Linked DNA regions of Homo sapiens: region 2 is linked to region 1. The links are chromatin loops, found by intact Hi-C in ENCODE. Cell type or tissue: Panc1. All regions are shown on one strand. Links, peaks and the distances in the headings refer to the core of each region. The heading gives the core; the rest is flanking DNA. Region 1 overlaps PTPRD (protein tyrosine phosphatase receptor type D). Region 2 overlaps PTPRD (protein tyrosine phosphatase receptor type D).

Region 1 (17,103 bases), core at 5,285-13,284:
GTGAGGAGCAACAGATCAGCGCCTGGTGGCCGGTGTGAAGTGCAAGGTAGTCCAGGTGCTGGTGGAGGTGGAAGGTTTTCAGAGCCTGCACCTGGCAGGAGGAGCAACTACTTGGTGTTGTGAGCCTCTGGGACGCAGGTGGTTGAGTGCAGGCCAGCTAGGCAGGGCTTGCCCAGGGAGTCCAAGGTGTCTGTGGAAATATTGCCAGGTCAAGGCAACAAGGTCACAAAAGGACAAGTATTGAGCCAGTGGCTGCTGGGACATTATCTATTAGATATTCTTACACCCACGTTGCTGACCCTTCTGGCCTGGGCTGGAAATTGCAGGAAGCCCCTTCCTCCTGCAATTTCTCCCCAGTGCCTTCTACTGAGAAAGCTTAACATCACCTTCACTTTAAGGAGAAATGCTTAAACAAATTCTGTTGATTATTATATTGAAGGGTGCATTGGGAGCTGAGGCAATAAATTGGTAAGTGACACAGCAGATATGCCTAACGAATGCAGAGATAATCTAGAAATCACCCCACCACAAAAATGTGTTCAAATACTGTGTTCTGCTCTACAGCTTTTTCAGTTCTGTGTTTTTTGATATGAAAAATTGGCATATATAGGTATAAGGTTACTTTAGTTCATAATTTAAATATGAATATCTATCAGCATCATGATAGCTATGCATATACTGCAAAATAATTTGAAGAATTACAAAATAGCACATCAAAGAGATGCTACGGTCTATTGAATCAAAACTCCAGTTTTTGAAAGCTGCCTAAACATAATTTACCTTTCTGGTGTCAGTTTAAAATTTGCACAATAGACCATGATAACTTCTGAAGATCTCATGTAAATAATGATCCATTTAATATGTTTTGCAAAGAAATATATTTTAAACAGTCTTTTACATTGCATTGATATATTGTGAGAGGGCTTATTTTTTCCTCATTTAAAAAAATGTTTCTCAGAGAAAATAATAAAAGAAAAATTACTATGCTGATCATGATGCCAGGGAAAAAGTAAGAATCTTTGCAAATATGAAGTTAGTTGAACTGCTGAGAATTGCTTTATTATAGCAAAGTGACATGGTATTTGAATGTATCACACTGGTAATCAGGTCAGCATTGATCCACAAAGATCTAAAATTAACCACTTTGTAATCTCTGGCAATCATAAACTTTCCTTCCTCTAATTTCTTTATCTATAATTATAAATATATGTATATTATATATTTATACACACATACGTATATACATGTTTTTAGCAACAATTGATTATTTATTATATGCCAGACACTGTACTGAGTACATTGTATTTTCATCACACTTCTATTATGACAACATGTGAAGAAGGTATTATTGATGAGGACCGTGAGGAGACTGTAACAGAGCATCATTTCAAAAGCTGAACAGCTGGGATTTGAAGAGTTATCTGTCTGTCTCCAAAACTCCCATTGATTTTAGGCATGTTTCTAAATCTAGGTTAAAGTAGAGATTTATATTTTATTATTAGAAGTGTTATCCAGAGCACTGCTTCTCAAATTTTCACGTGCCCACAAGTCACCCGAGGATCTCTATAAAATACAGGCTCCTAGTAGACTAGGGGGTGGGCCTGAGATTCTAACAAGCTGTCACTTGGTGCCCATGCTACTAGTCCATGAACCATACTTACTGTAGAAATGAGTAAGAGAAAAATGTGATTGGAAAAGACCGATATATTAGTGAGATCCAAATAAACTTAAGATTTCAGCTGTTCAACTTAATAGAAAAACTAAAGAGATCAATGAAGGATATGCTTTGTAACTTCTTGGCTCTAAAAGAAGAAGGGAGAATTTGGGAGATCCTTCTGTAAACATCATGAAGAAACTCACAACAAGGGCAAGAATGTATCAAAAGTAGATGGCAAAAAGAACAGAATGCTTATCTATCTATCACACCCAGGGACAATGATCGTGAAGGCAATTATCATTAGAACTCAAGCCAATGTCTTTCTCAAGATAGCTGAATGCTTAAAACACTAATGTGATAATTTAATAACTGATTGAATGACGTTTTTTAGATTTATCATTAATTATGTTCATTATCAATGTAATCGAAAAGTTTTAATATTTAAATTGTTTATATTTGTTAAATGATTTCACAGTTTTCAAAATTATTCCACATGCTTCATATGATGCAATCATATATATATATATATATATATATATATATATATATATGTATGTATGTATACTGCAGCCTAGCTATTATATGTATGGTCCCTGAACCAGCAGCATCAGCATCATGAGACTTTGTTCAGAAGGCGAAGCTTAGGCCCCAGCCCTACCCTAAATCTATATTTTAACAATATCAGCAGTGGCTTCATATGTACAATAAAGTTTGAGAACCACCGGTCTACAGAAGTGTGATTTTAAAACTAGAACTGGCCATGTAAATACCCTAGAAAATATCTCAGTATTGTTTTTCAAAACTATATTTAAACAAAATATGTTCTTAAAAATAGATGAAGTTCTGAATATGTAATCACACACTAGCAATATTTCCCTTGACAGCAAAGTGTTTCTTATATCAACATGAATCAAAATAGTCCAAGCAGAGGCTGCTCTTGAAGAATTATGTATCTCCTTTTTTTTTCTTTTGGCTCTCAAATTTGTTTTTCTTATATTCCTTTTTTTTCAAAGATTGTAGTGAAAAATTACAATAATTACTATCTTAGGATAATTGGCTGATGCTGACCACAGGTTATGATTCCATCAGCATCTCAATTTTTGAAGTGGAAGGAAAGAAAGAAAACAGGAACGCAGATCATGAGAGAGGAAAAACCACTTCCTTAATTTTGCTGTCTACTTGCCCTTTGAGTTTTTATATGCACACCTGCACTCTGGCCTCAGCAAAACAACAGGTGCAAACTGCAGATGGAGCCTATCACAGTTGCAGACAGACACATCTGCTGCTAGTTACATGATTCTGAATTTGAAATATGCCCAGCAGCAACCAGATTTGTGTCGTGGGGTGGCAGGGCAGAGGGCTTCTGTGAACAGTAAGCATACTCACAAGCTGTACTATTCGCATCTGAGAACTCAGTCAAGACCACCTTTCTAACTTCATTTCAGAAGCTTCAGTACTGTTTTTTTTATTCCCCCTACAGATAGGTATAATGAAACATCTTTCCACAAATAAAAAAAGAAAAAAGGAACTTAATGTAAATATGTACTCAATTTTATTACACAATTTTCTATATTCATTTACATATATTTTCATTATATATAGATAAAATTTATCAAAATAGCAGATAAATTATGTCTCTCAAAGCTGAAAATTTAAAATATATTGATAGTCATGTTAAATTATTTTTTCTAATTTTACACTAAAAAATATCTGATATATTTAAATTCTTGTGAAAGTATATAAAGTGTCTGTCAAGTCTTATGTATATGAAATTACTACAGGAGATTTTGTTCATGCCAGTTCAAAGTGCGTATGAGAGAGAGAATGAGCATAGCTTTATTATTTGAAACATAATTACATTTTTATGTGTAACATAAACCAGGAATTAATATTCCATACTTTAACCATATCAACACTAATATTTTTACTGTTAAATACTTCTACATCAGTCAATAAATATACATGTGTCATCAGACTATATATAAATATATATACATACATATGTCAATGATTGTACAATGGATACACACGTGGGTGTGTGTGTGTGTTCTGAAACTATGGATGACCAATATAATATGAATAACATTATTTAGCATGAAAATATATATGACTATGTTTATAGTCATATACAGATTAGATACATCCAAATGTTTTATACATCAGATTCTATGTTAAATTTTTAGAATAACAGTATTTCCAATTAAAGATGATGTTATTGACATATACAAAAATATTCAGCACTATCAGTAATTAAATAATTACGAATCAAAACAATTATATACTATTTATTTTTCTTGCAAAATTTGAAAAAAAATTTATAATGGTCAGCATCAATGCTCTTCATTCACTGCTGGTGGAGATATGTGTATGGCATATAGCAAAAACATATTAAATCATTTGCGTATTTTGATCTAGATTTTCCAATTCTGTTATTTATATGTCATCATTAAATAATCAGATGCTACTGGCTTTATGTGCAGAGATGTTCACTGAAGCATTTTGATGACAGTGATAATTTGAAGACAACCTAAATATTCAACAGAAGGAATTATGGTACATCATGTAGCCATATTAAAAGGTATTGTATTTGTACATTAAATGATAGAGGACGATGTTTACAATATGATGTTAAAAGAGAGAATTACACACAAAATTAAGGGTACAATAGAAGACTAATTTTGAAATTACATATTCAATCAATGTGTTGAGTGCCTAATTGCTTGTTTTTGCCAATCACTGTTCTAGGTGCTTGGACATACTGGTCAGTGAAATGGTAGCCCCTGGTCTTCATGTGGGTTGTTTTAGCAGAAATAAAACTGGAAACGAAAGTTCAAAACTTTTACTAATAAATATTGTTGATAAAATTACAGATGATTTTTGTTTTCTTATTTTTACCTTTGTCTATCCTCCAATCACCTACAATGAGAATGAATTACTTTTATGATTAAAAAAAGGTAATCAGAACAATAATTATACTAGTTAAAATGCTGCTTAACCAATACTGTCTTCATAAATCTCAGATAATTGTCATCTTTCATCCTTCTCAAGTTTTCAAACATCCCCTGTAGACCTTAAAGTTTAGACAATATTTGTAAAATAATATTTCACTTTCCCCCATCTATTCCAAGGTAGCATACTGGTCTCACTAATTTGTCCTAAAAAAATTCAATGAAAATATAATTAATTGCAATTAATGTGTAAATATGAATCCTTGCTCCTAGAATTGGTTACCCTAGCATGATTTAGCACATTTCTAAGTGATTATCAATCCGTTGATATTATTGCTTTGCTAGTGCAAATGTAGTCTTAATTCTCTTTATAATATAACTCAATACTAATTTACCTACAACTGTGTGATCTAATTTTGTTATTTAACTAAATCTTGTTTATATTTTCATACGGCATTTTTTTGAAAATATGTTTAATGGCTGCATAATGTTGTAGTTGTTCAAGGACTGAGTGGGTAATTATCCTCATTTTCATCGTGGCTCTTATTACGTTGAAATACGCTACATTATAAAAGCCTTTCGAAAGATTCCTAACGTATTTCTACTGGTTTATAGCTGATTGTCAGAGCTTGGCACATCTTTATTTCTATGTCAGTAGTCCCCCAAGCCAAAATGTCTACGGAATCCAGACTACTAACATAAATGAGAGGAGAAGGCTGGAAAGAAGGGACCCACCAGGCATTTGGTAAATATATGCCATGAGTAGAAGGGGCCGCCGATATTCATCTTCACATAATTTTGCCAATCAGGAGTATTAGCCTAAATGTTCTTATTTTTTTATAAATTAGTTATCTACTTTTTAAATGTACATTTTCACAGTGTTTTTTACACGCTGAATTGACAAAACACAACCCACCAGCCTAACAGGATTTGGTTTTCCCACAGGGAGAGTTCAAGCTTATGAAAGTTCACATTGTGCCAGGTGCGGTGTCTCACACCTGTGATCCCAGCGCTTTGGGAGGACAAGGCGGGTGGATCACTTAAGGTTGGGAGATCCAGACCAGCCTGGCCAACATGGGGAAACCCCATCTCTACTAAAAATACAAAAATTAGCCAGGTGTGGTGGCGTACATCTGTAATCCCAGCTACTCGGGAGGCTGAGGCACGAGAATTGCTTGAACCTGGGAGGCAGAGGTTGCAGTGAACCAAGATTGCACCACTGCACTCTACCCTGGGCTACAGAGCGAGACTCTGTCCCAAAAACAAACAACGACAACAAAAAACACCTTCACATTGTTACTTGATATACATCTCTTCTTCCCAAAGTTTCTTTTGTCTGTGCTTCTGTTTTTTTGTTTTGTTTTTGTTTTTTTAAGGTAGCATGGGAAATGTTTAAAGAAAGATTCCAAATTTCTAGGTATGTATATAGAAACAACCTCAGACTGAATTGTTGTCGGGTTTATTGATGATCAATCAGATGATTCTATTTTAGGTTCATCATTTTAAGTACATGCTGAGTTTTTAAATATTGGGCTTTTAAAATTTTCACTTAATAAATCAATGTAGATTCATAAATGTCAGGGATAATCACTACGAGAATATAGAAAAATTAAGTATATGTGCACAAATTGTAAGTCCAATTTCTTCACTTCTTAAGCAATATAGACTCACAGATCTATATTTCATTTTTTAAAGAAAATTCAATACATAATACATTTTGAATTTGAGAAATTGGGTATAATCACAATACTCTAGCAGTTTGCAAGTAGACAGGAAAAATAAAGAATCAGAACAAAGGGAAGTAGTATTTTTCCCTCCGAATAAAGAATAAACAATAAATGAAGTGTTGGAGACTGCATATGAAAGGCAATGAGTCAGGAAAGAAGGTAATTCTTAGAAGTAATGTACAGAATAATCGACCAAGGAATCAAGCAAACCCTGCTAAATCTAACTCTTAATAAAGAGCTGGTCAAGAAATCATGAAGCAAGTTAAGTGCCTTTAGCTTGTGTGCCACAGCTGTCACTTGAGGACTGGGTAGAAATTCTGAGTAGGTGCAGAGACAAAAAACATAAATTGTAAGGATTCTATGCCAGAATGAAGCAGTGTTTGATCATCTCCACAACCTCAAGGATGACATTTTGTTCTTCTACATGTCTACCTTCTATTCACTAAATAGTTGGTTAGAGGTGGGGCCAATTAGTCTTCTGGAAAATATGCCCCTGGCATAAAGGACCATTGGTTACTTTATGCGGGAGAAAAGTATTTAGAGAAATAATGTTTTACCTGAGGAGTCACTCAGCTTTTTAAGAATAGAAATTTTCCCTTACTGGACAGCCTAGATTTAAAAACTTTTAGTACAGTATTAAAAGGTTTAACAAAGACGATGTATCAATAAGGTTAAATAACCATGCACCAGAGGCTTTAAAATTGTATATATTACTTTAGTACATCAAAAATGATACTAATGTAATGCAATTATAATAATAACAGCAATAACAGTAGTAGTAACTGACTCTTGAAAGCACCATGTCAGGAATTATATTGTGTACCTCATATGAGGTGATTCACTTAATTCTTATGTCAATCAATGAGGTAGCTACTACTATTACCTCTATTTTTCAAATATAGAAAACAAAGCAGCTGAACTGATTTTGGAGCCAGTGATCTTAACCTCTTTGAGTTTCATGATTAGATGTTTTGCCTAGTAAGCAGTGGAGTCTGATTCTAATCAGAATTTAACCCATCGATTGCTCTCCCAAATCCAGACTGTTTCCTCACTGCCAAGCTGCCCTTTATCCGAATGCAGGATCTGCTGGGTGTATTTGACTGAGGACAGCTCAAGTGCGTTTTCTAAATTTTTTTTTTGTCAGTCACTACCCACCTGACAGCTTTTTCTTGGTTACCCTTGAAGCTCTTTTGGGGCAAGCCTTCGGAATCTATCAGGAGATACATCCCTCAAAACGTCTGCCAATGAATTTTTTTTTTTTTTTTTACTAACAGTCTATTCTTTGTATTATAATAACATCAGCAATAACAATAGTGGTAACTGACTCTTGAAAGCACAATGTCAGGAATGATAAGGGTTTGCAGGATGCTCTGAGGTTAAACCTTCTCCTCTCAGGCGTTTCAAATTCACATTGTTCCTGATATTTCTGGATAGACTGAGGATGGATAAAGAAGACATATAAACTTTGCATCTTTTGGTTTCTTAAAGAAAGTGGTTAGACTCAAATAATCAAATCCCACCTCACCATAGCTATTTGGTTTTCAGCTAGTTTCCTTATTTGTAGAACACAGGTATTAATAATTTCTCTTTCTTCAGCTTGTTGTGAGAATTAATTTGTTAGATTCGTGGAGCATATAGTGTCCAGTGCATAGTATGAACTAAAACATTTAAACTGTTATGATTTTTCTCTAAAAAGCGTTTATTATTTGGATAAAAGACCCATTAGTAAAAACAGAAATGGCCAGTAATCCCCATAGACTCCAGTGTGATTGGGTTACTACTTGTGATTCTTTCAACTTATGCTCTAAGTCATCAAAATTATGTTGCTACTCTTCTAATCCTCACCCTCAGAGGGCTTTGATGTGCATAAATAAATAACTCATTGCATTCAGTCTGTGTAAACCTAAATATAAAGAGTGTTACAGGCCACGTGCTTTGTGTTGGGGAGTTTCCATTTAAGGGTGAATTCCTCTGAATTATGCTGGTCGGTGACATGGCAGAAACACTTTTTTTTTTTTTTTTTTTTTTTTTTTTTTTTTTTTTTTTAGCAGTGCTGAGTAATCAGATACTGCACCAAAATTAGCTTTCCAGATAGCCCTGTCTGCCTTAATTGTTAGGCGAACCTATTCTCGAAAGTATAGCTTGCAGGCTGTGCTTGGAGGATAGTCAGACACAATCTGTGTGTGCTTGATGATCATTTATTGTCTTAGGTGCTAAGAAATGTATTTGTCCACCTCTATCTACCCATTTAGTAAGAACTTCTGTTGTTTTCTTGAAGTTAGTCGACCTTGTTTTTAGAGTATTCTATTACCCCCTGGTGGTTGGTAGTATAAATACATAATAAAGGGTCTGTCCTTTCTACAGGCTAAAATTCAGGAATATTAAGGCTGCTTTTCCACAGAATTTATATGATTAAAGACTCCTTAATTTAACATATAGAGCACAGCTTTCTGCCAAGATTGCCAGATATTGTAATATAACTTCCCAAATATTGGGAGATCGCCATACAAGCCATGTGACACAATTTAATAATGGAAAGAGTATAGAGATGGACGGGGATAAAGAGAGTAAATACCTGAAAGCTAATTATAGTTAACAAAAAAACACCAGATTTTATTCTAACACACACTATGTTTTAAAGAAATTGCTGTTGTTTTAAGACCAAGCTAATTATAATGAGATAGAACCAGAAAATGATAATATGCTTTGATTTTAGAGTGAAATTCAGGAAATAGCTCCAGGGTCTGTTGTTAATGACATCTCCATCGATAAAGGATGTAAAATTGTCTAAGTCTATTAGGCATTTAATAGTAAGTTTGACCGAGTGTAATGACACCTACATTTTCTTATTAAAGTGCTTATGGTTATCTACAAGCAAATAGCAAATTGGAGATTTATATGCCATTTAAATTAGGTTACATCTAGGAAAATTCATTCTAGTCTTCAAGGCCACTCTTAAAAGAAACTGTGGAACAGTTTTGAAGCATTTTGTGTAGTATCAAGAGATGTTAATATAATAACAGATTCCTTTTTAGCATGAGTTATTTAAATGACAGCCGAACCATTGTAGTGCAAAATAGTCAAGCAGCAGCTTAGTTTTGCACTTTGGCCTTTACTTATAACATAAAAGAGCCTCATTATGACAAGTTCCGTTATCGTTGGAAATTCGTGTAATGCAAATCATTCTTACAACTAATCCAAGAAAGTTTAATTACCAGAAGCATTAATCTCAATAATAATAACAAGCATTTGTAACAACTGAAAATTTTAAAGGAGTTTCAAATCTAGTTGTTGCCCTTGTATTATTGGCCTCACTTCCTAATTGTTCTCCCTGACTCCAGTCTCAACTTCTAGTTCATCCTCTATATTGATGACCTAAAACACAAATTTTGTTATATAATTTGCATAATGATACATCTACAGTGGCTCCTCATTGCCTACAAGTTAAAGTCTAAATCATTAGCAAACCATATAGTCTAGAAAACTTTTGTTGTGGGGAACCATGTTTTTTATAACACATGCAAACATATAAAGAAACCAAAAATTTATTAAAGATATAGTGACAATATACGTAGAAGCAGGTGTTCCACTTCTTTGCATGACTTTTCCCTACTTATTTCTTCATTTAAGGAGTTCATAGCTTCCAATGACATAGACACTATAGGTCAGGGACTGCACATATCTGAGGAAATTTTAAAAGTGGACCACATATACTAAACATGTTTCAATCATAGCAGAGTGCTTTATACATATTAGGTACACTGAATCGTTTTCTAAATTTTACTTTATTTCACTGTGAAAAGTATTGTATTATTGAATATTGTCTAATGCAGAATTGCCATGTAGACCCAGGGAATAATGGTAATGTTCCAGTGTATACGTTATGTGAATCTACTGGGTAAATGGGAAGGGAAATGTTTTGCTAGATGAAAATAGATGCTTTGTAAGTTCCATTCAAATAGATTAAAAAGAAATAAAAAGGCAACAATCTGAGTTTATGAGCATATATTTCACAGTTGAGAATAAGCTCTGGCCCATTAGATTTTACACAAATAATATCAGGGACCACCTCCTGTTAAAATAATATTGTAAAGTTTTTAAGAAAGTGGTCATAATATACCTCTCTTTTTTTTTTGTTCTTTAATAATAGTTTTCTTTTTTTGATATTCTAGGCTATGTTCCTATGGTAGTACACTGAAGAATGGCAAAACATGTGATTTAAAAACAAAAATGTAAACTTTTAGCCATAGAAATGGATGATGTTTGACTTTGTCAAACAAATACCCTTTTAAATTTGCCACCCATACATATAGATATGGTTTAAAAATGTAATCATAACGAGCTATGTAAAACTCAATATTTTTGACAAAATAAAATGTAGTAGTAATGGTAGTTTTGGACTGGACCACAGCAAAATTTCAAGTTCAAAGAACACTTTGTAGAACAAAATGAATATTTAAAGTTTTCCAAAAAGAGTTTATATGATTTCTTACACTAAAAGTTAGAACACCTTTATTTAACAGAAAGCATACATTCTAAAACATACAAATAATTTGTTATAATCAGAACTAAAATTCCACTGATCTCTCTTATTTTATGTATAAATTATTTAGATTACAAAGGCCAAATATTTCCCTCACAAAATATGCTTATACCCTTGCTTAAGTTGAATATTAATTGACTTTGATAAATAAAATTTTATTTTCAAGGTTGTGCCTGTCATATTTTAATGAATTAAAAGAAATACATTTAAATGTGTGAACAGATTAATTCTGCATTTCTACAGGATGTGTTTTCAATGAAATAGTATTGAATTGCCCAGATGCATTTAGACAGTTTAATCAGTGGCTTATGTTCTAATATCTGAAAAACTAGGGATCAACTCTCCAAAACTTAGCTGTTATTTTTCCCAGAAAAAAAAGAAATTTTAGTAATAAAAGCAAAATTATATTAATCAAACTAATGCCACAAAATTTTTAGTTAAAAGTAGTATATTTCACAGCAAAAATAAAATTTAAAAAAAATTTTAATGAGTTGTATTTCTTGCTTTGTGTCAGTTGAAATTTATGTTAAAGAAATTATCTGTACACCAAAAGTGACACACAGTTGACCTCTGTAAAAAACCTGCACCTGTACCCCTGAAACTAAAATAAAAGTTAAAAAAAAAAATGTATTTCACAGATTTTTACTCTTACTAAAAGTTCTAGGATTTCTATATACTTTATAGCAGTGATCCCCAAACTTTTGGCCACCAGGGACTTGATTCATGGAAGGCAACTTTTCCACACATGGTGGGGATAGTTTCTGGATGAAACTATTCCACCTCAAATCATCAGGCATTAGATTCTCATAAGGAGCTCCAAACTCAGATCCCTCACACATGCACTGTTCACAATAGGGTTTGAGCTCCTATACAGACTTTAATGTCACTGCTGATGGCACAGGAGGTGGAGCTCAGGTGGTAATGCTTGCTTGCCTGCTGCTCACTTCCGGGTATGCCGCCTGGTTCCTGACAGGCCAAGGACTGGTTCAAGTCTGTGTCCTTAGGGTTGGGGACCTCTGGTTTATAGCCTAATATGGCTTATATAACCTTTATTTGCTATTTCTAATTACATTGAAATTAGGGTACCATAGCTGATTCTCAAAGCTGGTACTTAAACATCTCACAGCTATTGAATTTGTTTAGTCTGTTATACTTTTTTTGACCATGTGTCTGACTCATGCCTATGCAAGGGGTGTAGGAGCTCATACTATTGCCCCATTCCTGTCTAGTATGGACAACATAAAGCTATTCCGACAGCAACTGACCACATATGTTCAGTCTTAATGTTTACCCTTTCAGAAGAACCCTATCTATGCAATTTATCTCACTTATGCATTGCCCATTCTTATTTCCTTCTAGCCATATATTAGCAGCATTTTATCCTAATCATTACGTTCACAGATTAATTTCAATCAAGAATTCTTTTTAAGGGAACTAGTCTTTTTTTTTCTTACTCTTTTACTAGTGTATTTTGTAACACAACCTAATCTTTCAAAATATAGCAGCCAATTTGCTTATCTTAAAAAAATAATTTTATCCAGGATCATAAGTTGTTTCTTATTCAAATTATTTAGAATTTTATAATATGTGGTTGCTGAATCATTCACATAGACATAGCTTGAGGGAATAGATAATAAACCAGTTATGACTGGCATCGTAGGCCTCATTATAAAGAAGAAGACCAGGAGGAAAGCAGTTTCATCTCCATGAAAGAACATTTCAAGATCTTTTATCCAGACGGGAATAAGATAGAGTAACACTAGAGAAACAACATGTGAAATATGACTCCATCACAACAAAAGAATGCTTGTATATCTATTTTTTGTAATAATGAAAAAAAGATAGGTACGTATTATTTAAAAATAAAAAGGAATATAATGAGCGATGAGGGTACTCAGGTACTACCTCATTTAACTCCTGTAACAATCTTTTGAGACAGGAATTACTCTTATTCTTTTAGATATAAATAACTGAAGTTATATAATCTTATATGGAATAAAATTACAAATGTTTAGAAGGAATTGATGGTTATTGTTTCACCACGTACTTAACACATTGTAGAAAATGTTGTTTTAAATGACCATTGCTTTAAAAATATAAATTAAATATATTAGAGGGATCTGTAGTTGTTATTATATTAAATATTTCCAAGTTCATTTTCATTTCAAATTGAAAAGGCCTAAAATGCCTAAATCATTTGTATAATGCATTTTATCATGTATATTTTTTCAGACTGAAAGTAAATATTAACATGTTTAATGATAACATAGTTTTCTTCAAAAAGTCTGGTTTTCACAATTATTGAAAAGCAAAGGTAATAGGAATGAAGTGAACAATGTTGTCTGCTTTTATGAAAAAATATTGGAATTTTCAATCATTTTAATTTTAGAACATGATTCCATCAAGAGTCTGATGAAACCAGTAGATCATCTGCCTACAAAAATATTCACATATGCATACACACAAATCTGCCAATCTTCAATTAAAACTACTTTTATGTATGTAGTGGTAGAAAATATAGAATTCACAGATATATGGTGACCCAAGAGTCTATAATGATTTATTCTCTACATGCTCACCCCAAAGACTTTAAATCCTCTTTAGCCCTATTTGTTTTTCATAGACTTCTCACCATCTAGTGTACTACATAATTTACTTTTGTATTATATTTAGTGTTTATGGTCTGCTCCACCTGCTGTAATGTAGTTTCCACCAGAACAATGATCTTAACCTTTTCTATTCAAAAGCACATCTAGAACAGTTCTTATACACAGTAGTCCCTTATTATTTACTGAATCAAGGATCATATTTATGATGACTGCATATATCTTGTATTAAGAATAAGAGTGTTAATTTTGAGCAAAAAACTGAGAATGTAAATTTGAGCATTGAATTGCTGATCTAAATATCTCTAACTCCATTCTTCCAAAAATAATAGATTGTTCATGGTTTTATCATTTTAGGATGCAGCAGTGACTCTATCTATGATCTGGCTCTAATCATGTATTGTTTATATGTTTATATATGGTGAAACAATAACCATCAATTCCTTCTAAACATTTGTAATTTTCCCTGTAACAGTTCCCTGATTTAGCTACAGAGTACAGATGTGAAGGTCACTGTTCCTGGAAAATTAGCAACTATCAGTGTCAATTTTCAGCTTGAACTGCAAGTTTAAAATCTCACAAAGCTTCATCTTTGACCATGCAAAAAGAAAATTTTTATCAAAAGTAATTATAACTCAAATATTATAGCAAGTTAATTACTGAATTCCAAATCTCTTTCTTTCTCTCTCTCTCCCCACTCTCCCCCCCCCATACACACACACACACACACACACACACACACACACACACATATATTAATCTCTTTTCCCAGTGTATTTATCCTGTGTGATACCAATGAGTTTTCTTTGTTTCGTCAATTAGTTTGTCAGCATTGTGTTCTTCCTGTCATATTTTTGAGCCATTTCTCAAATAAAATATCCAGGTCTCATTACCAATGGCCAGGTGGTTTTAGATACATCACAAACCAAAAACAAGAAAGCCACCTTAAAAACCAAACATATCATGAAATATACAAGTAGAAAAAATATAGTTTGTGTTATTAGTTGACACATCCTTATCACAGCAACTATTTAGAAGCCAGACCAGTAACATTTTAGTACAAAAGGATTTTAAATATATGTGTAAAGTTAGCATCCAGTGAATAAAATCGGAAGGATGGACGGTTCTGTTATAATTGTTATTCAATACTACCCATAGCTTGTGAGATTCATAGAATAATCAGAGAAGAAAGAACAGTTAAAGGGAACTCACAAAACAGTTGATGCCAGCTCCATGTAGGGGAGGGCCTCTTGGTTGTCAGATAGGGCTGACAGACAGATACCCAAACTATGTTTATGCCTCCTTCCTCTTGAACACCACACACCTCGTAAGACACTTTTTAAACCAAAATAAATGGCTGTCTTCACATGCCAGTGTGCCAGACTAGAATGTTGATTCTCGATGATGTACCTAAACCTTAAAACGGGGGCTAATACAATGAATGAATGAAGAAATGAATGAATGCATAATGATCCATGAGTAGTATCCTCAGAGGAAAATAATTTATTACAGTTGTATCTTTTCATTGTGAGCTTGTGCAAAAAAGAAACATACTGGTGTGTACATTTTTTACTTAAACCTGTTAATTGTACTTCCTCTCCTGCCATTATTAAGTTCCAACTGCAAAGTTCACTATTATCCTGGCAAATAATTTGTGTCACAAAGACCTTGCTAGAAAGTCTTTCTTGTTTCTATGCTTTCTTGTACCTCTATCGTGTCATTTTCCCCCAAATTATTAGTCGGTGTATACCGCACACATAAACAACATAAGATCAGTCCTCAGATAACAACTGCAATGTTTCAAAAATTTATTGTAACTCATCTGCTTGGATTTAGAATGCATTTTACCTATTATAGAAACAAGCCCATAGAGCAAGGGGAATACTCTGGGGACAATTGAGATGGTAACAATATTAAATAATTCTGTCAGTTGACATATTTCTTCACCTATTGATCTTTAATATCCTTAAATTGAGTTTTACAATTTGCTTCATAAAGTCTTTAAATATTCTTTATTTGACTAATAACTAGATATTTAATAGCATTTGTTTATATTGTTAATGGCAGCCTATGTTCTATTTTATTTTTAAGCTTGTGTTTGCTAATAGAGATGTGCCAGTGTTTTTAAATTACAGGAATTCTAGAAATACTGATTATAGCAATTAGAATTTTAGAAATATGAATTAAGACATGGATAAAACCAAAGAGAAAAAATGGTATAGTAGAAGATAAATTTGTGGAAATTACTCAGAATGAAACACATAAAGATAAAGATAAATATATGAAAACAAAGAAATTAAGATACCTGAAGAATAGAATGAGTAACACCAGCCAAGGTAAAAAGTTCCAGAAGCTGAGACTGTAGATATTGGAGGAAGGGCTGTATCCACACCCAGCCCAGGAAGCCCAACACTGTTATGGTGAACATCGGGTAAGGGCTTGAGTGCTTGAGGCTTCCTGGTTAAGGGCATGGATTTAGTGGTTGCCTTGGTATCAGATAAAATCCCAACTCAGACATTTACTAAAAGAGCCAGTGGGCATCTGTAAATTGTGTGTCCTTTCTAAGGCTGAGTCTCCCTATATTCCTAACGAGCATCGGAAGAGTTACTAATTTATGACATTATCATGGGACTCAGATAATAGAAGGGTATTACTTTAGCATTGTGCCTAGCATGTAAAGCACTCATATAATGTCACCTTTTATTGGATTCTAGAAATGTAGTAATAATTATATTCATTTACTGTATAGAGTCATGGGTACTAAATAATATTCTAAGATCTTATTATGATGTGGTTAGATAATCTCTGGGCAAAAACATTTATCATCCATTGTATCATCCATTTTTCTAGCAGTGTAAAAATATTATTCTCATGTATTAGTTCGAAAGAGTACAATATGAGGGGCTTAGGAACCAAGAACTGTGATGATGAGCTAAAATGTCAGACAGGGGGCACTCTGGATCATAAAATTCTGAAGCTTCAGAAGGAAATCTTTGGCCAAAATGGCACAGCTGAGAATTAGTAAAGCCAGAATTCAAACTCAAGTCCACCTCTTACAAATCACTTTCTTATAAGCCACTGTGATAGAGATTGATTAATTAAATATGGGACAAGTGAGGGAAAGGCATTAAAAGTTATGCTTACCAATAATGGGACAGAAATAAACATTTAATACTGTGAAAAAATAGGATATAAATTTTGTAAATAACTTATAACAAAAAAATTGTAAGACTTCTTTAAATAGAAGTTTTAAAAGGTCTATAAAATAGTTAATCAAAAGGTCTATAGTAGGTCTATAGTAGTTGCTTCTTCAAAAACTGTATTCTGTATAACTTCATAATTTTCTACCATGAACATTTTTTATTATTTTTAAATTATTTTATTAAAAGTAACTGTTTTTTTAACAAAGTGGAGTTGGGATTCTGAAGTAGGGCAATGGTTTCCAAGAATAATGAGCTCAGGATAGAGAGAATAGTAAAGGCAGGATTTCCTCTCCTTTTTCTTCTCTCTGCCCTCTCCTACTCGACATCCCCATTTTCTATTTTGTTTCTTCTACCATATACAGTAGTTAAGGCATCTTGTCCAAGGGGGTGAAGAAAGGCATAACTCAGCCCTGATGTGG
Region 2 (17,103 bases), core at 5,240-13,239, 340 kb before region 1:
GAAATATCCAGGATAATGTTAACCACATATCTGCACACCATGACCCAGGAAAGTTGACACACAGAATTAACCATCCATTTTGGTTCTGTATGAACAAAATGGATAAATCTAATAGACATATGATGTGGGTCACCACCTTTTGCATTTTTCAAGTCTTTGATGTTGATACTAATTTCTGCAGTTCATCCTAAAATTCATTCTTGCATAGGATTTTTTCTGGCTTCCACAATGTTCCTTACCCCACAGGTTTGAGAAGCAGTATGAGGGCTCTTCTACTTGCCAATTATATCATTCTTATATAGGTATTTAAGAAATATTTACATTTTTAAGGGAAATAGCAGCCAGATAAGTGAACAGATCAGAAACACTGTGCAGTGGATTTGGAATAAATTTATCTCCTGGTCTCCATAGCCCTCACTCTAACTGGAGGTTCATGACAGTATTACAGGTACTCTATCTTCAGTGTTTAAACCCTAGTTCTAACCATCTTTTAAATTTCTGGGCATTCACCTTTCCCCAGTGAATAGTTATCCTGGCAAAATGGTGCAAGGACTCTTTAGGGAAGGGAGAATAGTTATTATATATATAGTTAATAGCGCTGGTCTTCCTCAGTAAAACCAGCCTTCCATTCAATCATTGTACTCTGGATTCTGTGAACTAATTTGATTGTCAGAACGAGTGAGAAACAATCTTCCATTGCAATGAACGATGTTGGCCTTCTGCTTACCATCATTCTATTTTCCACCAGTTTTGTAATTGAACAACATCCTTGTTTGTTATACCTACATCTTGCCCCAGGAACACCATTTCCCGGTTGTTGCCAAAAATGCCTGTGGTCAAGGCACCACGTGTTGCTGAGCATTACACATTTTACATCTTTTATATACACCTTCTGTTTAAGTACCATCACCTGGCTTCTTACATTCTAGAATTCCACTACAGAGCCCAATAATGTCCCACCTTTAACCAGGACAAAAGAACATAGCCACGTTTGAGCTCTTCAAAGTTACCATTTCTCCTTTCACCAATGTACTTTTTCACTGTGTTAGGATTGTGTCCTCTAGACTCTCCTAGGCACATAACTTTCAGGTGGTGAGTTCTCAGATCTTGTCTGGTAAATCCATTCTAATTTTACTACCATCCTCAGCCTCTGTCCCTCCTCAATACTTTGCCAAAAATATTCCAGCATCTTTATTTCATTTCCTGTAGGCCATAATTGTGTGCAGACTTCAAGGGGGTGATTCCAACATATATATTTGGGCCAGGGCCAGGTGTTCTTACCCAAGTACTCAATTAAGATCATGAGTAAATGATGGGTATCAATAAATTCTCTTCATATTAGTCTTTACATTGCTCCGCCACCTTAGTCCCATAAACTGAATTGACTGCTACATATGTAATCTTGTTTCCTGCTATAAATACTGGCTAGGCACTACCTTTCCTGTGATGTATAATCTGTTTCCTCCTGATGCAGAATTATACTTCCCCGTTCAAAGTATACTGAAACCTCACCCTGGTTATTTGCCTGAAGGCATAGAGGGGCTGTAGGAAGGAATGTTGAGGAGAACGACATTAACTTGTAAGAAATTCATCTCAGATAATATCCATGTATGCCCTCCAGGCAAGGGGAGGGGAAACTTTACTCAGAAACATTGGGGGGTGCTGTTTTTAACAGCCAGGAGGATTCAGAAGAATTTAGGGGTTCAAAATTCTTAATGCTTATCCGCTCAAGTGTCCCTCCCTAGGACATAGTTTCTCATGAATTTTGTTTCATTTTTTCAATAAGAGCCATAGCTTTGTCATAAATATATTAAGGCTAGATGGTGTTTACAGGCCTACCACTTTCATAATTAAAACCTAGGTCTAATTTTTAACACAGTCGGCCTTTTAATTTTAGGAGATAAGAATATCTTCAAACACTGCCATTGAGGCCCTTAGGCTTTTATAGCTTGCCTTAGATTGGAGATGGATGCCCCAAGACTTATCACTTTTTTTTCCCTCAAAGCTTCTAATTCAGTTAATAGAAGCTAGACCTCATAGTTCCATTGTCCCTGAAACATTAAAGGGCTACATATACATATTTCACCCTCCTCCTACATCTTATTCTAATTAACCTGAGGTGAAAATTCCTGGTACTTATGACGCATTTACATGCCATGGATTATCATCACCTCAGCTACTACCAGAAATAGAATCTCTTGTTACTTTCATACCAGTGAGTAATCCAGCCCCCAAATTCTATTCTTAGAGTCAGCTTTCTGCTGCTATGCCTGATTTCAAATGCTTTAACCTAGTTTTCCCAGAAATTAGAACAGAAATTATGTGCTGCTACTGTTATTTGAGACCATACTCCCATGTAATAGGAATGAGGGAAGGAAAAATGAGGAAAATAATAAAAAGATGCATTATTGATTCAGGGGTATAAAAGATAGTTTGATCTTCCACTTTCTTCTTTTTTTTTTTTTTTTTTTTTTTTTTTTTTTTTTTTTTGAGACGGAGTCTCGCTGTCGCCCAGGCTGGAGTGCAGTGGCGCGATCTCGGCTCACTGCAGGCTCCGCCCCCTGGGGTTCACGCCATTCTCCTGCCTCAGCCTCCCAAGTAGCTGGGACTACAGGCGTCCACCACCTCGCCCGGCTAATTTTTTGTATTTTTAGTAGAGACGGGGTTTCACCGTGTTAGCCAGGATGGTCTCGATCTCCTGACCTCGTGATCCGCCCGCCTCGGCCTCCCAAAGTGCTGGGATTACAGGCGTGAGCCACCGCGCCCGGCCTCCACTTTCTTCTTAAAAGCCAAATAAACTAGGTCTTAAGACAGTTGGTCCAAATAAAGAAAAGTGAGAAATTTCTCCACCAGCTTCCCTAGCTCATTTGTCAAAGTTGTGCCTCTTGGGAAATGAACTCCCCACACTTCTACATTGCACATAATTGCTGTCTAAACAAGAATTCACAGCATCCCCATCTGGATGTCACATGGAAGTCCCAGAGAGAAGACGAGAGGTGTGTTGCACAGGTTTAAGACAAATCATTATCAGGTTAGGTCAGCATAAAGTCAGCCACAGTTCACACAAAGGTCGTTGTCACAGTGACAGCTGGGACAAAAAACAAGGCCAGGGAAACCTGACGTGATACAGGAAATGTGTCTGATATCTATGGGCTGGACTATGATGGTACGTTAAGAATAACTAAGAGACTTTATGTTAAGAATCAAACTTAAGGAAATAGCTTGGTTGCAGAAACAAAAATCAATTTCACACTGACTTACAGAAAAATGGAAATTTATTGACCCTACAAACAAATTTTTTGATAATACTGGCTTCAGAAGAGCCATGATTCAATAACTCAATGCGGTCATCAAAGATTCAATTTCCTTTATTTTGATCTCTACTTGCTCTTCAGAGTGTTGGCTTCAGTCTAAAGTTGATGTCACATCTGATCTGAAGATAACACATGACCTGAGTCTACATACTTGCTCCCCATTCGTCAAGAATGAGAAAGCATTTTTTTTGTTGTTGTTGTTAGTTTGTTTGTTTGTTTCTTTGCCAGAGTTTCCAATGAAAGTGTAGAGATTCAGAAAATGCCTACTCCGTAGTAGGACTAGGAGCCTGGATGTAGTGATTGGCTTAACCTAGGTCGTATGATTTTTCCCTTTGGTATGTGAGTAGCATTATCCCTGGGAAAATAAATCATTAACTCCCTACGAGGGCTGTTGCAAAGAAGAAGTATCCACATGAAGATGGAGGAAGGAAAACAAGAGTGATTATCCCAATCAGTAAGTTGTTGCTTATTGGTAAAAATCAACTAAATTTAAAAATAAAAAACATCATAGAATGTGGATTTCATCAAATAATTAAGAAGGTGTTAATGGGAGATAATTTTTAAGTCTTATAATGTTTTAAAGGTTAGGAAGCCTTGGTGTGTAAGATGCACTGCTTTGGTCTCAATTTTTAAAATCTCTAAAAAGTGTTTAGAAAATGGCTACCATTTTGTGGAAAATATAAAAAATGAGAAACTCATAAACATTAATGAAACACTTTTTAAGGAATATTTTCTACAGATCATGGAGGAGGTAATTAAACATAAAATAATTGCTTCCATCTCTTCCCCTTATGTTTGAACTTTCTCTGATTTTGAGACATATGAACAATTCTTATAATTTTTGCTCTACATCTTGTTTTCTCGTATTCTTCACCCTTTATCCCACCACAGAAATCTTAGGCCCCCCCATGCTGACATTGCATCAGATATAGTGTTTCTCATTGCACTGTAATATTAATTTATTTAGATAATGCTACTGCTTTATTTATATTTCAAATAGCTCAAAATTTGACTGCCATATCTTGTTCTTTGCAATTATCTTTTTATTGTCATAAAATTTGTCTCTACTCAATCTTTTTTGCCCTTATACCTACTGTTGAGATCAGATCTAATATAATACTACCTATTTATTGGGTTAGGCTAATAAATCTCCTTTCTCTTATCTTTTTAACAATGCCCCTAGAATTACTGCCATTGGATTACAGAAATTAAGTGAATACACTTCTTACAATTTTGGCTAAGTATTGCATACTTACCCTTAAAATTTAACCTTTGGGGAAAAAAGGTTTTGCAGAATATTGTGTCATCAGATACATAAGCCAATCACTAAAGAGTTGAGGCTAAAAGTGCAGCTATTGGACTTTTAATTTATCTCTACATTTTACTTTTATTATCCTTTATGTCTCACATTTTTTAAAATGTTCATCACCTGCCATTTATTTGCCAAAGATTCAGTAAGACTTATTCTTTTTCAGGCATGTTGTTTGATATTGGGAATGGAGTACGGTGAGGCCAAATTTTGGGAGAAGAGTGGCAGCAATAAGGAATACACATCCCTTCCTAGAATATCCCAATCTATTGAGGGAAGATAGTCACATTTTTTAAAAATTGAGATACAGTGAAAGTCGTGTTGATAGAGAATGGCAGTGCAGTTCATAAGTATAGTAATAGAACAAAAACTGTGCTTTAGGAGGATAGCCTCATGTTCACAAGGAAGGTGACTTTGAATAGGGCCCTGAATGATGAGCAGACCCCATAAGGCAAATAAATAGTAACACATTTTATAATCAACAATAAAAATCTTGACTACTCTTCATGTTCTGAGCTTTCTCCTTTTTCCTCTGTCTTCATTTTTACCTTTCTTCATCTATCTCCCTTCTTCATAAAGTCAAGAAGAAAAAAATCTTGCTACCAGGATATTCCTGCAACAAGGAAACTCGTAGATAACTTCTAGACAAATGAAGTTCCCTACTGATCTGCTCCCTATAAGGCTGTCTTTCTTGATTCATTCTATCTAAAAATAGATATATTCACTGTCAGGGATGGCTGATTTAACAAAATAAGCTTAGTAGGCACCATTACTTGAATCTCTTTATGGATTTTTTTTAGGTTCATACATGTTATAGGAAAAGTCTCTTGGAAGATGAACTTCTCACAACAGTGCTAACTTCAAGTATTTTAGTCCTTAGAACCAAAAATCAGAACGAAAATCTAACTTGACCTTTTACTACCTACATGCCATGGTGTATATATATATATATAAAATATATATTTAAAATATATATATATAAAATATATATATTATATATATAATATATATATAATATATATATAAAATATATATATAATATATATATTATATATAAAATATATATAATATATATATTATATATATAAAATATATATAATATATATAAAATATATATAATATATAGTATATATAAAAATATATAAAATATATAATATATATATAATATATATATAAAATATATATTATATATAATATGTATATAAAATATATATAATATATATATAATATATATAATATATATTATATATATAATACATATATAATATATATAATATATATATAAAATATATATATAATCTCCAGAGCACATGTTAAGTATAACTAGAAAAGAATTTGGATATCTAAAATGTACCATTATATTCCAAAGTACCTTACTGAAAACTAAATGAGAGAGTATCTGTATAGCTGAACTACTCATTGTACTGAATATGCCTCTTGTACATATAGGAATACATGATAAAGGGACGTGTCAACTTTTCAGTTCTTCCAAGTTATTTTTTATAAAAAGATCATTTCTTTTGTGGTATTTTGGGGCTCTTGGGATAAAAACTTCATTTTTCTAAGGCATTTTCTGATCTTCACAAGCAAATAGAACTCTATGCATGGCTTCCAAAATCAGGATTTTAATATATATAATCGTTATTCATTCTGTCATTTGCATTGTAAAAATGATAATGTGTCAGCAAATATTCATAGTTCTGCTTCACATAATATTGCACTTCAATTAAAGCATATTTTAAGTTTCAGTGGAACTACTTGAGTTTTGCTTTAATTCTATCGTTAAAATCCCTTGATATTTTAGGCATGAGTTGAAGTAAAACAACATTTGTGCTTTTAGAGCTTAGATGTCTGTTACTACATTAGAGGGTCTCTGTATTGTGCGAGATAGTTCCCAGTTTTTCCTCTGATCAAGCTGTTCTCCCAGAAGCCAGTGTCGATGCAGGAGGGTTGGGGGAGCAGTGGTCTGGAGACCTGCAGTAAGGAAAGAATATGTTTCCCTTTGCAAAAAGAGTGTGCCTCGGTAAGATCCAGGCAAAAAGTCACAGCCAGAATCAGAAGTGGATCCCTACTGGGGACTAATAATCAGCTATTGAACCCTGCACTCTTTCTGTAAGTTTATTTTGCAGCTACTTTGAAGAGGGAGTTTATTTTTTAATTAATTTGACACAATTTAACGTATAACCTCTTACATGCCACTCACTAAGCTAGATGTTTTCAGCCATATGTAGTGCTTTGTGCATCTCTCAGTTATACTTATTGTAACATGATTAATTGTCCACACATTTTTACCCATTCATTAAATAAGCAAGTATTGAGTACCACCTATTTTCTAGGTATTTTGCCAAGTGCTGAGAATGAGCAAGATGTATAATTGCTTGTGTTTAAGCTGCTTGCAATCTAGTGAAGAAGAAAACCACAAAGCCTTATTATCTTAGAAGGTACAAGGTAATGATTTAGTATGCATGGCAGATTTAAGTACTCCTCTGTAAACAGTGTCCAGCTTGGGAAAGTGAAGGATGACTTTCCCAACTGGGAAAGGATCCAAAAGGCTTCCTCAAGTTCTAACATATAGTAGTTTTTATATCATTTAATTTGTATCATTTTAAATTTTATATCATTTAATTTGTATCATTTTAAATTTTACAATAATAGTTCTTTGGTTATTTACAAATGTCAGTAACCATCTTTTAAAAAATATTTCAGGTACGTATAGATTTGTGTGTGTGCTCTTTGTTTCTGATTTTTAACTTATTTTGATTATGGTCAGAGAACATGGTCTATTGGATTTCAATTTTTGGAACTGTATTAAGGTTTGCTTTTCAGCATAAATCTGGTTGACTTTCAGAAGTGTTCTATTTATGTGTGAAAATAATATATGTAGGTACTCTAATTTCTCCCCTCTTAAATTATCTTGATTACAATCCAGCATCCTCCTCCAATTTTACTAGAGCACATCTTGTCATGGTCACCCATGAGCTCTGTGTTGCATGTGCAATGTGCAATTCTTCAACTTGCATTACTTAACTGCCACCTTGGACACAGGAGAACACTTCTTTTTGAATCACTGTTTTTGGTTGGCTTCTGGGACCCCACTCTCTGACTTCCTGCATATTTCATTAACAGCTCCATTTTACTTCTTCTTGATTTTTATCTTCATATCACCAGTATCTAAAAGTTGGACTACCCAAGGCTTTAGTCTTCTTTTCTTTTAAATCTCTTTTCCTTTCATCACCCTTTGGTGACCTCATGTGATCTCTATGTTTATAATACCACCTATATCCTAATAACTTCCAAATTTATGCTTCCAGGCATATTTTCTCCGTAATCTCAGGTTTATTTACCTCCCTATTAGTTTTATTCAAATGCCTAACGGGCATCTTACAACTGACACTTCCACGTGGATCTCCTAATAATCCCATCCAAGCCACTATCTTGGTAATCAACTTTAACTGAAAAATGGTAACCTCTTACATAGATCTAAAACTATACAGTTATACTTTATCAATTTCTTTTAACATACCACATCAAATCTGCTCACAAATTCTTTTTACCTTCAGACAAATCCATATTCTAGCTACCTCTCAACACCTCTCCACTACTTGTCTGGTCATATTCATCTCTTTTCTAGACTTTTACAGTAGGCCTTTTTGTTGTTTTTCTGCTTCTCATTTTAACTTCCTTCAGTCTCATCTCTACATCTGGCCAAACTGGACCTTCTCTGCTTTCTACTCAAAAAATACCCCACTGGCTTTCCATTTCATTTGAAGTAAAAGCTAATGTCTCCAGTTTTTAAAATAACTTACTCAAATTTAGATTATGTGTCTCCTCATTACCCTGACCTACTCTCCTCATGTCTTTCCCTCATTCAATCCACTGGAAAAAAAAAAGCTGGATTTCTTGCTGTTTTTAAGCAATCTATGTATGCTCTCTTCTTAGACTTTGCTCTTCATGTGGCCTATTCTTGGAATACTCTTCACCCAGTTATACACATGCCTGACTCCCTTTTTTCCTTCAGGTCTTCACTCAAATGTTGCCTTAGTAAGAATTTACCTCATTCCCATATTAAAAAAATCTTTTTATTAATCTTTTTATTAATCTTATTTAATTTTTGTACTCTCTACTATAATTAAAGCTTCATATGGAGAAAGAAATGTGTGTGCATTTTATTTGTACTCCTGTATTTTAAGTGCCAGCCTTAGTGCTAGCACATAGTAGATACTCAAAAAATGTTTATGGAAATAATGAATAAATGTTGTATCGAGTTGTCAGCTGCACACTGGATACCTTACTACTCCTCAAATAGGTGGACTGAGACAGATTGTTATAAGTAGATATCTACTATAGGTTGTTAAGGAGTTTTGTAGTGATTGACATCTGTGAAAGAGAAGGGAACAAAGCAAGAATGGGCAAACAGGAAAGATGAGCTGCAATGCAATCTCAACAAAGGCTTCAGCCAACGTCACTGGAAGGTTTTCTGTCTTGTGACTAACAGGCTAAGCCTTTCTCCTCTGTATTTACCAGTCGTTGGGCTCATTTAAAAGAAAAGAAGACTAAAGCCTTGAGTTTTCCAACTTTTAGATACTCTGACATGAAGATAAAAATCAAGAAAAAGTAAAATGGAGCTGTTAATGAAATATGTAGGAAGATATATTTAGTGAGACATTGGTGAAGGAGCATGGACAGCTTAGGGCAATTTGCAGATTGGGATGAGAGCTGGGGCTAGCAGTCCAGCAGCACTCCCAGCAGCTTGGAAAAAAAGAATCCTTTAATCCTGAAAAAGGATTTTTCAGTTGTCTACTGTACTTACCAAGCATGCTATGGGTTTAAGGCTGTTTCTACTTCCTAGAAGGCTCTTCCTCTAGAGAACTGCACAATTAGCTTCTGTACCTCCTTCAAATTCTTATTCAGATGTTGCTTTCTTGAAATGACTACACTTTTATTTTAAACTAAAATATCGCCATCTAACAGCCACAAACCCACAGCTTCTAATATCTTCTAATATAGCATATTATTTGCTTAATTACATGTTCGCTATTCATTGTCTCCTCCAACTAGAAGATATGTTCCATGAAGACAGTAATTTTTGTTGATTTGTTCAATAACATAATTGACAAATACTTAGAACACTACACATAGTATTTCAAATATTTTGGGAATGAATGAATGAATGAATTTCAAACTTCTTACTGACCTGACGTTGTGATACATTGAATACTAAAAATTCCAGAGAGTGATGATAGCCCTTTTAATCTGACTACTGTACAGGGGAAAATGAAGCAGAGCCTGACTGCCTAGAATAAACCTCCACTGCAGCCCTCTGACAAAATATTCCAAGGCCATCTTTTGTAACAACTAGGAAGGAGATGAATCCTGCCTATTAGGATATCTAACAAGTTCCAGGTACTAATCTGGTTCTTTAAGGGTTAAAACAGATCTAATATGTCTTCATTTTGAGTTTGATTGTACTACGATATTGTCTCAGGACCAAGGAGACTTGGGTAGGCTAACAGCCTATGTAAGACTGACATCCAGCTATATCCACTATCAGCTTTTGCCCCGAGTTAGTGCAGGGAAGATGCAATGGAGCAGAATGCCACCAGAGGGCACTGTGGCACCGCTTTGTGATTTTCAGTTTTCATATATGGGATTGCAAGAAAAGCTTGGGACAAAAGCTTTAAAAAAAAAAAAAAACAACTCAGAGCAATGTTTTGCTGACGTAGTTAATGGCTTTCATTCATTTTGAAAATGTATAGGATGATAAAGAATGTTATAAATTGCAACTTGGATAAAAAATGGCAAAGCTATTAACAAATTTCACAGAAAAATACACACAAATGTCTTTAAATATTATGAAAACATGCTCAAACTACCTTATAATTTTTTAAATGCTAATTAAAATAGCATTGATATAAAACTTTTCACCTGTAAGATTTGCAAAATTGTAGAAGTCGGCCCACCCAAGCAATCTTGTAGATTGTCGGTAGAAGCACAAATTAGTTTGATTCTCAAGGAAGGAAATTGGGCACTATATCTGATAGTTACAGATTCATTTGCCCCTTGACCTTCCTACACATACTTATAGAAATCTATTCTACAGATGTACATCTTATATACAAATTGATGCATAAATAGTAATTTATTATAAACTCTTTAATAGGTAAAGGGGTTTTTTAAATCGTTTTGGGGAGAGTGCTGGTTAAATTATGGTATATCAGTAAAATAGAAAAACATAAAGCTGAAAATAATGAAGATGATGAAGATGCTTTTTATTTACTGATATAATGCCCACCTAACTTTAAGTGAAAAATGTAAGACCCATAATATTGGTAAATCATTGAATTTTTTTAAAGGAGGTGGAGAATAAGAATATATGTATGGTTGTATTCGTTTGTATTTCCAGAAGGAAATTTTGCAAAGACACACAGATGCCAATCAATGTGGTTTTGGTGAGGGTGGGAAATGGGAAGCATGGAGGCAAGTGTGAGAGTAATATTTTGTCCTGTGTACTATTTCCTGTGGCTTAGATTCATGATTCACAGGAATTCATTACCTAGTCACAAAATGGAATAAATGTTTTAACAATTGTGGGGTAGAACTTTTGGCTGGGCTTTCAGAAAATGTTGGAGATTCAACTCTTTATTTTAAATCATTCAAATACATTAGATATACACAGAAGTATTTGTTGTCATAGTTAGCTAATAACTACTGATTTTTCTTCTGGAAATCAATCAATTGTAGTGCTTTTGGCAACCTTGGAATGAATGACATGAATTTTCCAGCAAGGCTTCCCAGAGAAAAGTTACAAAAGTGACTGGAGTTTCCTTTGGGACCTCTTCTTCAGAGTTGTTCTACTCTCCACCATGCACCAGTTGTCACAGGCCGATCTGTCCTTTGGGAAAAGAGGATTGAAGTTACTGAACCCTTTCCTTACATTGTGACAAATTTATTATAGATATACACATTTGGCTGGGCTCAGTGGCTCACGCCAGTAATCCTAGCACTTTGGGAGGCTGAGGCCGGTGGATCACTTGATGTCAGGAGTTCAAGAACAGCCTGGCCAATACGGCGAAACTCCATCTCTACTAAAAATACAAAAATTACCCAGGCGTGGTGCTGGGTTCCTGTAATCCCAGCTACTTGGGAGGCTTAGGCAGGAGAATCACTTGAACCCAAGAGGCAGAAATTGCAGCGAGCTGAGATCATGCCACTGCCCTTCAGCCTGGGCATCAGAGTGAGACTGTCTAAAATAAGATACACATATTTCTTCATTCACTTAATGTTTATTGAATATTAAGAACCTGGCTGTGAACCACCTTTTGAGCATACAAATCTGTCAGACATAGCTTTTCCCTTCCCTCATAGTCATATAGGAAGCCAGGCATGATCTAAATCAAGCTTGTCCATCCTGTAGCCCACAGGCAGCATGCGGCCCAGGACGGCTTTGAATGTAGCCCAACACAAATTCACAAATTTTCTTAAAACATGAGAAAACATGAGATTTTTTTGGAATTTTCTTTTTCTCATCAGCTGTCATTAGTGTTAGTGTATCTTATGTGTAGCCCAAGACAACTCTTTTTTTTTCTGGTGTGGCCCAGGGAAGCCAAAAGCTTGCCCACCCCCAGGTCTAAGTGATTTGTGGAGAGCTGTGTGCCATGGAAGAACAAGAAGGGAATGGTCACCTTTTCTTGATTAAAAAGCTGGAGAAAGCCTTCAGATCATATCTCATAGATTGTAAAATATGAGCAAGAGTTTTCTAGGCAAATCAGGGTTGAAATGTAGGAAGAGAAATCATTCTTAAGCGGAGGGAACAACCCTTACGAAAGTGCAGAAGTTTGAAAATACATGATCAATTAGAACAAGTGGTGAAGAGCTCAGCATGACTGGAGCATATATGTGTTTGTTGATTTATTTTTGTATTTCAACAGGAGAGCTGTTGACACTTTTGTTAATATTATAGCCTCCAGGTATGCTATGCGATTTAATTTAACAAAACTCAGAAGAATGTATTATCTCTGTTGTACAGATAATGATATCAAGATTTATAAAAGTTATCGGTCTAGAATTATACATCTAGGTAGAGATAGGACTCAAATCTAATTTCAAACCCCATTAAGTATGCATAAGAGTGTTAGCTGGATCTCTTCCGTTTTTCCTTTAGACTCACTCTTTCTTTCCTATCCTATTCCCCTGGCAACTAGCCTGATGGAGTTCATTGACAGGCTCCAAAGCACTCAGGCTTCCAGTGAGGTTTGTCCCATAGGTAGTCTAGTCAAGAAACCAGAGGTAAGGGAGAAGATGAGCGGGGTTTATCCTTTATCCTCAGACTTCCATCTGTGCTGCCATCTTACGCTACCTGTGACTCCCAAACCAAGATCATTGCTCCTCTCCAAGAGGCCCACTATATATCTGACTCTTAGATGTCAGTAACTGCTCACTCCCCTCATCCCTGCAAGTCTAGAGATGGTATCAACTCCATCATACCTTCCTTGTGGTTTCCCCACATACAGCCCACACTTTTATAAATGAGTTCTTTATTAAGCTCTACTCAAGTTACCCTAATTTGAAAGTGCCATCTGTTTTCACCTGGCACAAGATCCATATTCAGGAAGTTATTATCTAAGTGAGAACTGATGAAAGTTTATTGTGGCAGTAGCAGAAGAAATGAAGGTGATAAAGTGGATTCCAGAATGATCTGAGATTAAAAAGGGCTACAAGGAGAGAATGATATTTGCTCTTAAGGTTTGATTTACATTAAGCAATTCTGGTGGGACTTTCTTGAGCCCTTCACATCGTACTGCATAGAAAAAACTCTTAAGCTAAATGAGTATTAGCAAGATGAGACAAAATAAGTGGTTCCAAGCTTGACACCAGAAGACAGATTTCACTGCATTTACCAAAATACAGGGAGCCACATGATTCATTCACAGAGGGTGTTACCAGGCATCAGGTGATGATCCAAGCAAGCAATTAATACCAAGTAGGTACAACAAGAGGTAAATGGGTACTCTGGCAGTTAGATCAAGAAATAGGTTTTATTGACCTGGTCAATCCTGGTTTTGAAGATTCAGATAAGCAGTGAGCATCAAAAAGGAGGTCACCAAATTGCAGGATCTTCATCATGAATTCAGTTCAGCAACAAACTCCAAATCTTGGGGAGGCAGACATAGACAAATCAAAGACTGCACAAGCCACAAGAAGACTGCTACAGTGCTGCATCTCTTGCATTTTTAGAGTTCCTTACAACCACCCAGTTGTCTACCAAACTGGAGCAAGGCTAAAATACTAAAGGTCAGTAGCTCTATTTGTGTGCAGTACAAGACCCTACCTGGCACATTCCATTCATACAGGAGCCCTGCTCTATGGTTTTCGTCAAGCCTATAATTTTTATCATGAGGTCAAGCGGTCTATTTCCATAGTAGCAACACTCTGGTGCGTTTGAGAAAACATCAGTGTTCTTTATCAGTGTCTCTCAAGTTGAGAAATACAAAAGAGCATAGGCATAAAACTAATGCAATTGCATTATCACATTCTGTTTCCTACTGAGATTCCTTTTCATGGTTAAAAAAAAAAAAAGGAATTCAGAAAATGAATTATTTTCAACATCAGCTTCTCTCTGGAGTTTAAAAATGTATTTTGATTTACTGTTTCCAAGGACACTATATGGAAAATGGCTTCTTAAATTAACGCATCAATTACTTATACCAAATGGATAGGAATGATTGTGCTCAAGTAATAAATAACCTTTTATAAGGAAGATTTTATAGGAGATAAAATATAGATGGTCCCTTTGACTTATACAGGTGCTATATTAATCCCTCAGATGTAAATTATAGAGGTGAAGAGTTTATACTTCTTTCCTTTGTGTTGAGCATTCTGATAAATGAGTGTCTAATGTGACAGGAAAAGATAACATAATGAATATCTTATTGTGCTTCAAGGAACATGAAGAAATGACTGACACTATGTTTTGTTCCAGGTGGAAAATAAAAGGCAAGCAGTTCCTGGCCCGTGATATTCCAGTTAGAGGTGTCTGACTGACAGCATGTTGGCACCGAGGGAAGCGATGGGCTTCGGCTCCAGGTGAGTTCAGTATGACTGGGTATGCTAGTTTCCCATGACACAAGATGTGTATTTTTTGGACTTCTATCTACAGAATTAATGATGTAACTCCATCAACCCTTTTACGCTTTCAAAATACGAAAACACTGCATTTCTTTAAAATAGTATAATTTTAAAATTCGATAGTGTCTTTAGGTCAATGCATATACTTTTTAATCCACCTAATTTCAAGTTGTAGAACAGGTAACTATGAATGGATTTCTTTCTGAACTGAGGATCAAAATATCTGAGCTAGAAGTAGAGTAAATGCTAGAACCTCATAAGACTGAAAGCTGTTTGTAGTAGTGATCCAGAGTGGGAAACCAGAGTTATCATTAAGCATTTCAACTGACACATTGTTCAGTGCCACCTTACTGGTAATCACCTGAGGGCCGAGTAACCCTTCAGGACCTCAGGTTTTGTCATTTCCAGAGTTAGGCAATAAGGGCAAGCAGATAATCCAATAACTCAAAAGACTCCTCGATTACCAGTCTTAAAATTACAAGAGGTAAGATCTCTGCCTCCAATTCCAGTTATGATCCACTCTGAGTCTGTACCTTCAGAAATCCATAGCCAGAATATATTAATCACATCATGTAGAAACATTAATATGAAACTTTGGTAAACTGAATAGAATAACAGTTTAGGGAATGAAATATATGTATTATACAGCTTATTTTTTTAAATGATTTTCATACACTGTAAGAACTACATGGTGGGCCTACACATAACTTATGGGTAATTCACATGCAATCTGTCTTCCACAGTTTCAAAGAATAGTAAAGAAGATAAACTCATCAACAGTACTAGGACAAATGCTATAAAATAGATACAAGAAACATGTAATAAGTATTTGGTCTATTTATGAAATACCTCAACAATCCCTCCTCCATAGCAATTCTGTATCTTGTGATTTAATGTGAGTAAATAATTAGGAATATCTGAAAATATTTAAACAGAATTATGTTTTTATAGTCATAAATAGCCCAAATATATACTTGTATAAAATTTATAAAATATTTTTTCTAATAGTAAAATTCTATGGAACTATTTTTTTTTTTTATTTATCTATGGAACTATTAAAACACATGCTTGAGAAAAAATACTTCTGACATGAAAGAAGGAGCAGGCATATATTTAAATTTTAGAAATTGGATTAAAATGTCTTTATAAGATAACTTTTATGTGTATATAGAGAAAAAAGATAAAAGAGACCAATATAGTAATTTATTTTTTATTTTTTATTTTTTATTTTTTTTTATTATTTTACTTTAAGTTTTAGGGTACATGTGCACATTGTGCAGGTTAGTTACATATGTATACATGTGCCATGCTGGTGCGCTGCACCCATTAACTCATCATCTAGCATTAGGTATATCTCCCAGTGCTATCCCTCCCCCTTCCCCCAACCCAACAACAGTCCCCAGAGTGTGATGTTCCCCTTCCTGTGTCCATGTGATCTCATTGTTCAATTCCCACCTATGAGTGAGAATATGTGGGGTTTGGTTTTTTGTTCTTGTGATAGTTTACTGAGAATGATGATTTCCAATTACATCCATGTCCCTACAAAGGACATGAACTCATCATTTTTTATGGCTGCATAGTATTCCATGGTGTATATGTGCCACATTTTCTTAATCCAGTCTATCATTGTTGGACATTTGGGTTGGTTCCAAGTCTTTGCTATTGTGAATAATGCCGCAATAAACATACGGGTGCATGTGTCTTTATAGCAGCATGATTTATAGTCCTTTGGGTATATACCCAGTAATGGGATGGCTGGGTCAAATGGTATTTCTAGTTCTAGATCCCTGAGGAATCGCCACACTGACTTCCACAATGGTTGAACTAGTTTACAGTCCCACCAACAGTGTAAAAGTGTTCCTATTTCTCCACATCCTCTCCAGCACCTGTTGTTTACTGACTTTTTAATGATCGCCATTCTAACTGGTGTGAGATTGTATCTCATTGTGGTTTTGATTTGCATTTCTCTGATGGCCAGTGATGGTGAGCATTTTTTCATGTGTTTTTTGGCTGCATAAATGTCTTCTTTTGAGAAGTGTCTGTTCATGTCCTTCGCCCACTTTTTAATTGGGTTGTTTTTTTCTTGTAAATTTGTTTGAGTTCATTGTAGATTCTGGATATTAGCCCTTTGTCAGATGAGTAGGTTGTGAAAATTTTCTCCCATTTTTTAGGTTGCCTGTTCACTCTGATGGTAGTTTCTTTTGCTGTGCAGAAGCTCTTTAGTTTAATTAGATCCCATTTGTCAATTTTGGCTTTTGTTGCCATTGCTTTTGGTGTTTTAGACATGAAGTCCTTGCCCATGCCTATGTCCTGAATGGTAATGCCTAGGTTTTCTTCTAGGGCTTTTATGGTTTT

What was found. Peaks named below come from ENCODE experiments on the same cell type or tissue, not always from the same donor. Only the 100,000 strongest peaks of a DNase experiment are listed, where the experiment ranks them.
Region 2: a loop joins it to region 1, with 5 times the contacts of the local background. A loop is called at or near these places in 31 of 110 quality-filtered maps.

Annotation. Positions count from the first base shown.
Region 1 is chr9:9,598,241-9,615,343 of GRCh38, reverse strand. All of the region lies in intron 7 of PTPRD (protein tyrosine phosphatase receptor type D), which reads left to right. Among named protein-coding and RNA genes, the nearest start is that of PTPRD-AS1, 750 kb to the right of the region's middle. In Panc1, for the core only: no CTCF peak of the experiment used is centred there; a DNase peak (open chromatin) is centred at 8,510.
Region 2 is chr9:9,936,110-9,953,212 of GRCh38, reverse strand. PTPRD (protein tyrosine phosphatase receptor type D) reads left to right here. Exons shown (of 46, transcript NM_002839.4): 5 at 14,603-14,706. Among named protein-coding and RNA genes, the nearest start is that of PTPRD, 670 kb to the left of the region's middle. In Panc1, for the core only: CTCF peaks have their summits at 9,997 and 10,196 (motif pointing right); a DNase peak (open chromatin) is centred at 10,222.